2 separate regions of the Homo sapiens genome follow, and region 1 is linked to region 2. A link is a loop called in an ENCODE intact Hi-C map of the cell type or tissue named here. Cell type or tissue: HCT116. All regions are shown on one strand. Each heading gives the region's core, and the rest is flanking DNA. Links, peaks and the distances in the headings are about the cores only.

Region 1 (2,500 bases), core at 1-2,500, 99 kb before region 2:
CCGTCTCAAAAAAAAAAAAAAAAAAGACACTGAGACAGTCCCAATGCCAATGAGCCGTGCACTTAAAAATTGTTAAAATGGTAGATTATATATATAACCACAATTCAAAAAATAACCAGATAAAATTTTAGGAGCCTGAAGTTATGGGGCGTGTATACAGTGAGGGACCGCACCGCCCGCCGGCAGCTTTCATCTGTCAACTCCTAGTGAGAAGAACACTCACCCACCAAAAAAAGGAAAAATTGAAAATGGTGCTGATTTCGAGGGTAAGTGCTAGCTTGCTTGCAGGGCATTTGAATATATGAAGTCAAATGGACAAATTCAAACCTGGGTCTTGTTACCAGGCAAGTTACTGAAATACTTCATTCAGTTTCGCACCTGACAATATACAATTTTAGAAAGAATATGTATACAAAAAAAGAGTGAGGCAGAGATTGGAGACCACCTGAAGCTGGGACAGAGGCCTCGACAGGCCTCCCCGCAGAGCCTCCAGAAGGATCCACACCACCGCACGTCGGTGGCCAGCTTCTGGCCTCTCAATCCATAAGAAAAGAGCTTCCTGCCATTGAAGCGCCCAGTCTGTGGCCATCTGTTGCACAGTCAAGGACACCAAGGCCCAGACCCAGCTATGTGTGTGTCCTGGGGAGGCACAGGGTGAGGGGGACTCTCTGCTCCCAGGGTCGGTGCTTGGGGGGGGTCTCCCAGGAGCGGGATGGGGCAGGGCTCCTCCAGTGCAGGCTGGGAGGCCTCAGGGGATCCACCCGCCAGGAATGCCCATGGGCCCAGAAGGCACAGGGTGGGGGTTCCCTAAACTCTCTGGAGGCTGGGGCTGGGGGAACAGGCTGTTCCAGCAAGGGGCCCTGAGGCTGTGGCCACACACGGGCTGGGAGGGATCCGGCCTGTGCCTGGGCACTTAGCCTGAGTGTGGGGGGGACCAGGGCCTGTGCAGGTCACGTGGCCTCCACGGTGTCAGCTCCAAGGGACACTGCTCGGCCTCCTCTTAGTCAACCCAGGGACGACTCCTTCCTGGTGGGACCTCCCTTCTTGAGGCTTCCAGGAGGCACTCCTGTGTCTCTGGTCTCCGCTTCCCGGCCCCTCCTCCCTCCTGAAGCTCCATCCTGTCCCCAGCGTCCCTGAGATGACCTCACCCACGCCAGTTTCCCATTCCATGCTCTGCGGCAGGCTCCGGAGTCCACATCTCCAAGCCGAGTAGGCGTCCCTCACATGCTCCTGCTCGAACCGGCCGCCTGACCTCCTTGAGCCCAGCAGATGGCCACGCAGAGCCCTGAGTTGCAGTGGAACCTGCTGGCCCTCTGGCACCCATCTCATTGAGGGGCCCCCCCACCCCAGGAGTACAGGCCTGTGGCTGTGTTCCTATGTGGCTTTGCTCCCCACACCCACAAGAACACGCACAACAGATCCTGGGCGTCTTCAAAATTCAGGCAATGTCCAGCTCGGGCCTTCCCAGCCACTCGGCTCCCTCCCCAACCCAGCACCTCCTCCCTGGCCCTGCATCCCCTCCACTTGGACCTCCTCTGGTTCCCTCCCTGCAAGCAGCCCAGGCTCCAAGCCCTCCACGGGCCCCCCAAGGCACAGTCCCAGAGCCAAAGTCTTCCCCTCGGCCTTCCAGGACCTCTGGAATCCAGCCACTGGCTCGAACCCTCTGACCCCATCTCTCCTCCCCTCCCCATTTCCTGCCCCCACTGAAGGCCCAGTGGCCTCCTTTCCTTCCTGGAAGCCCCAGGGCCTTTGTACCTGACAGTCTCCCAGTCAGAAATGCCCCCCAGTCAGGGCGCGGTGGCTCACACCTGTAATCCCAGCACTTTGGGAGGCTGAAGTAGGTGGATCACGAGGTCAGGAGATAGAGACCATCCTGGCTAACACGGTGAAACCCCGTCTCTAATAAAAATGCAAAAATTAGCTGGGCGTGGTGGCTGGCGCCTGTAATCCCAGCTACTCAGGAAGCTGAGGCAGGAGAATTGCCTGAACCTGGGAGGCGGAGGTTGCAGTGAGCCGAGATTGCGCCACTGCACTCCAGCCTGGGCAACAGAGAGAGACTCCGTCTCAAAAAAAAAAAAAAGAAAAGAAAAGAAAAAGAAATGCCCCCAGCTGTATGCCTCCTCCTCGCCCGCAGTACTGTACTCCAAGGTCACCTTGGCTGCCCCGTTGAACACTGCAGCCCCTCGAGCCGCTATGCGCACCCTCAACAACGCAGGCGCCAGCGCTTGGCGTGTCCCAGCTCCTGTGCACCCATGCTGGCCCTGTGTGCCCATGTGGTGACTGAACCAGGCGGCCAGCTGACCCATGGGGTGCCCCTTCCCTGAGAGCTGCTTCCTTCCTCATCCACAGGGTACTTGGAGACTGGCCCCGGGCTGGGCCCCTGTCTGGAGCGCCGAGGCCTGCCTGTCGGCCTGGGATGACTGCAGAGGCTGCTGTCAAGGAAGCTGTGCTCCATGGTCAGGACAAGCAAGCCGACCTAGGGGCCCAAGAGACCAAGATG
Region 2 (4,310 bases), core at 737-3,236:
CGCTCTGTCAGTGTCTCGTCACAGAGATCAGGTCCGCAGTCAACGCTTTTGGGCCACTTACATCACTTCCGAAGGCCAGACACACTTCCGCTTCCATTCAGCCCCCTGGACTCCTGAGGGCCTGAGCAAAGGCCTCCCAAAGCAGGAAGAAGCAGCAGACCAAGAGCAGACACTAAGGCTGGGCACGGTGGCTCAGGCCTGTTATCCCAGCATGGGAGGCCGAGGCGGGTGGATCACAAGGTCAGATCGAGACCATCCTGGCTAACATGGTGAAACCCCGTCTCTACTTAAAATACAAAATTAGCCAGGCGTGGTGGTGCATGCCTGTAATCCCAGCTACTTGGGAGGCTGAGGCAGGAGAATCGCCTGAACCCGGGAGGCAGAGTTTGCAGTGAGCTGAGATCTCGCCATTGCACTCCAGCCTGGGCAGTAAGAGCGAAACTCTGTCTCAGAAAAAAAAAAAAGACCAGACATGGACAGCCGCCACTCGGAGCCCAGAGCAGGGTTTGCCATGAGTATGCCACATGGTCTCGGGCCTGATGTCGCTGCGGAACTGGGAAAAGCATCTGTTTTCTTACATTCCACATCCCTCTGGTGTCTTTTGCTCCTTTCCTTTGCTGAGACTGAGTTCTCAGGCAGGCTCTATCCTGTGCTTTAGAGTAGCGGGGCCCACTCTGATGGGCGTTTCCTGTCTGTTTTTTGGAGGTTCCCGAGACTGACTGCACCCATTTACAGAAAGGAAAGGCAGGGGATTGACACAGCACCCTAGGCTTCCTGGGCCAACACCTACTGTTCAGGGAAAATCTCCAGTCCTGTCTCCCTGGACAGAGAGGACAGCAGGGTCCCTCACGATACCCAGGGCTGGTGGGGAAACTCAACACCTCCAGCCTATCCCAGATATCCTAGAATCTGTCATCCTGCCAGAATAGGCCTGTGATGTCCCTGTCCCATCAAAGCAGGGGACAGTGCATGCTGGTTCTCAACCCCTGATGACGTGATCTGTTCTTGGCAAGGCCACTTCTTGTTTCCTTCTCTGACAACCATTCCTGTGTCCATCTGCCCATCCATCTGTCCGTCACTTCAACAAGTATTAATACAAACTCAAGACCTACTGTGTGCCAGGCACCAGGATGCAGTGTTGAGAAGATTACACAAAGCCCACACCCCCAAGAAACTCAGAGCCCAGTAGGGAAGAAGGCCAGCACACAGAAGCCCTGGCACCCAGCACACCAGGAACTCCGAGAAGCCACACGAAGGGTACAGGACAGGGCCCTTCCTCAGTACAGAGCAGCTGCAAGCCAAAGAAGCTGGCTCCAGGCCCCCAGGGAGAGGAGCAGTCCTGCTGCCCTTCCAGGAAGCTCAGCCCCTAGTAGAATGCACTTCTGGGGGGCATCCACAGTTGCTTCCTTTAACTAGTTTAATCCGAAGACAAAAGTTGAGCTAAGGCAGCTTGCAGAGAAAGGAAGGACTAGAGGCTTGCTAGGTAGGACTCGTCTTCCACTGGCGTCACCTCAGAAAACAGTGACTCAGAGAACAGCCTCTAGGCCTGGGCCCTCAGCCCCAGGGCAGACTGGCTAGCAGGCCAGTGGGAACTCTGGTCTCACTGAGGCTGGGGCTAGGGGCTGGGACTTCACTGAGAAAAAGTGTTCCAGATGGCAGTGGGGTGGGTTAAACCAGACGCCTCCCAGAGCCCCTCTCCCCTAAGGTTCCCAGCAGTCAGGAGCCTCAGGCTCTCAAACCCTTCCTGCGGTGACGGAATGGTCTAGAAGCCTACTCACAATTTGGTTTGCTGAGAGGGAAAAGTTAAAACCGCCCTTTTTATTTGGGAGCCTTTGAACAAGTTTATGATCTTGCCCCTTGTCAGGAAATCTGTTTTCACTTACAAGAAACAGGCTGGCTCAGGGGCCGGCGGTGAGCAGAGCAGTGAGGGAAGACTCCACACTGACAGGCTAATTATATTTTTCACCACTGGCCCGGTTAGTCCCCACTCTGGTCCTGGGCAAAGCACCCCTGGCCTGGTGCTCCTGGAAGCCCCCACTACGGCCCGTCTTTTTGGGGGGTGGAGTTGGAAAGCCAATCTACAGCGAGGGTGCAGAAGGCCAGAGGTGATGTCGGGGGGCCCGGACAGGAAGGGGACGAGCGCCCACTGCTGCGCAACCAGAGCCCAGGCAGCCTCTGCTCTCGGCTGTGAGCACTGTGGAGCAGCCGGGGATTCTGAAGGATCAGCAGGCAAACAGTGCTGCCCCCAGACACGCAGGGCTCCGAAAAGCCAAAGCCCTCAGAGGGTGTCCGAGGCCACTGTCCCAGGGCCCCAGAAGCTGCAGGAAGAGCCTCCTCTGGGGCAGAGACACGCCATGCACGCACGTGGATCCGAGGACAGCCATGCCACTCTCCGGTCACATGACCCACGCCAGGCCAATCACAACACCTCTGCTTCCTCTGCCACCGTGATTGGCTTTGGGTCGGGCATGTGACATAAGCTGAGCCAATCAGAGTTCACCACTGGGACCCAATGAGCGCACAGCTTTTCCTGCGGCCTCCTGCAGCTAACCCGCCACGTTCTCTTCTCCCAGCGCTGGGCTCTCGCCGCGGCAGAACTTCGGAGTCCAGGATGGGGTTGTAGAGCCTGAGGTGTCATTCACATTGCTGGTGAAGAACAAGTAATTTGTAACAAAAGCATGTTCCATGCAATATCAGGGGTATGCTTATACTAAAAATTATTCATTCTTTATCTGAAATTTAAATTAACCTGACGTCCTGTTTTATTTGTTTAGAGACAGAGAGGGTTTCGCTCTGTCGCCCAGGATGGGGTGCAGTGGTGGGATCTTGGCTCACTGCAGCCTCCACCTCCTGGGCTCAAGCCATCCTCCCACCTCAGCCTCCCAAGTAGCTGGGATTACAGGCACGTGCCAAGCCCAGCTAATTTTTTAATTTTATTTTTTTGTAGAGTTTGGCGGGGGAGGGTCTCGCTATTTTGCCCAGGCTAGCCTCGAACCCTGGATTCAGCCTCCCAGAGTGCTGGTATTACAGGCATGAGCCCCGCACCCAGCTTTGTATTTTATTCATTAAATCTGGCAGCCCGCCTTCACAACGGCGGTTGACCTTGAAAGCCAGCTGTCCAACATAAAGTGGGTCTCCCCAGCCCACCTGGCTGCACGCAGCTGCACCCAGTCATCCATCACGGGGCAGAAAGAGCCCATGCAGGCCCTTAAGGCTCAGGAAGCTGCTGGAGGCCACTCCTGCTACACTGACCCTCCCTCACCTCAAACCCATGGCCTCTGCGAAGCCTCATCACCTGTTGACCGAGGAGGCAGCAGCCTCCTTTACAGAGCCAGCCCCAGCCCCAAGTGGATGGCTGCACCCTCACAGCCCCACCTTGCAGGACAACCCTCCCAGAGTGCAGCACATTGAGTGGACGTCTCCATGTTCAAGGCCGAGGCCTACAGAGTCCTGGGCAGTGCCTGGGCATCTGGCCAAACGTGAGGGACTTGGAAAAAACACAGGGCAAACCAGTCGGGGACAGGAGTTGGAGGAGTTCGAGGAAGAGGAGGGTCAGCAGGCATTTGGGCTGTGGCTGGAGGCTGAGCATGTGTAGGCCCGTGTGAGCCCACCAGAAGCCCCACTGCAGAAGAGTTTTTCAGAGTCAGGTGGGCACATGACCCACCCGGGGGTGCCCATCACCTCCCTCCCCCCCAGCCAATCTGCAGCTCACCCCACGGGCTCGCAGTGTGCAGAGAGGAAGGTCAAGCACAGGCACTCCCTCTTGAAACGGCCCTCCCTGTGGCTGGTCTGGATTCCCACTGAGGAAGGCTCAATTGTAGAAGCCACAACGGACCTGAAATCCCAGCAGGGTGCCATGCTTCACGGGCACCTGGCAGTGCTGTGGGGCACATTGATGACTTTGGTCCCTTCCGTTATGGCATGGGCAGCAACTTGTCCTCATCAGGAATAAGCTCTGCTCTGGATGAGGTCATGCCATGGGCCTAGAGAACCTCTAGACCTGCTCAGGGAACCCCACCCTGCCCCTGCAACCAAGGAACTCATTTCCAGGCACAAGCACAGCCAGGAGCTAAGTCACAGCCATTCCCCATCTCACCCTCTGTCCCTGGCATCTGCAGCCCAGGAGCCATGCAACCTGGTTGGTCTGAGGCAGGGCACCCCACAAGCCAGGAAAAGCTCCAGTCCTGGCTTCAGGAGGCAGGAGTTGGAGGAGGAGTTTCAGCCTCTCACTGTCACACTAGTGCCCTTAAGCTCTGCCTCCCGTCCTGACTCAGAGCTGCACTGGTCTGCCGTGCAGCACCCACGGGGAG

What was found. Peaks named below come from ENCODE experiments on the same cell type or tissue, not always from the same donor. Only the 100,000 strongest peaks of a DNase experiment are listed, where the experiment ranks them.
Region 1: it touches region 2 in a loop (14-fold over the local background); 8 of 110 quality-filtered maps call a loop at or near these places.

What each region holds. Positions count from the first base shown.
Region 1 is chr17:81,371,386-81,373,885 of GRCh38, forward strand. LOC124904083 (a long non-coding RNA gene) reads left to right here and starts at 132. Exons shown (of 2, transcript XR_007065942.1): 1 at 132-266; 2 at 2,350-2,500. In HCT116, for the core only: a CTCF peak has its summit at 1,265 (motif pointing right); a DNase peak (open chromatin) is centred at 1,256.
Region 2 is chr17:81,469,768-81,474,077 of GRCh38, forward strand. No RefSeq gene overlaps it. Among named protein-coding and RNA genes, the nearest start is that of LINC01971, 9.5 kb to the right of the region's middle. RefSeq lists an enhancer at 1,684-2,185. In HCT116, for the core only: a CTCF peak has its summit at 2,171; a DNase peak (open chromatin) is centred at 2,464; H3K4me3 peaks cover 1,708 bases; H3K27ac peaks cover 2,084 bases.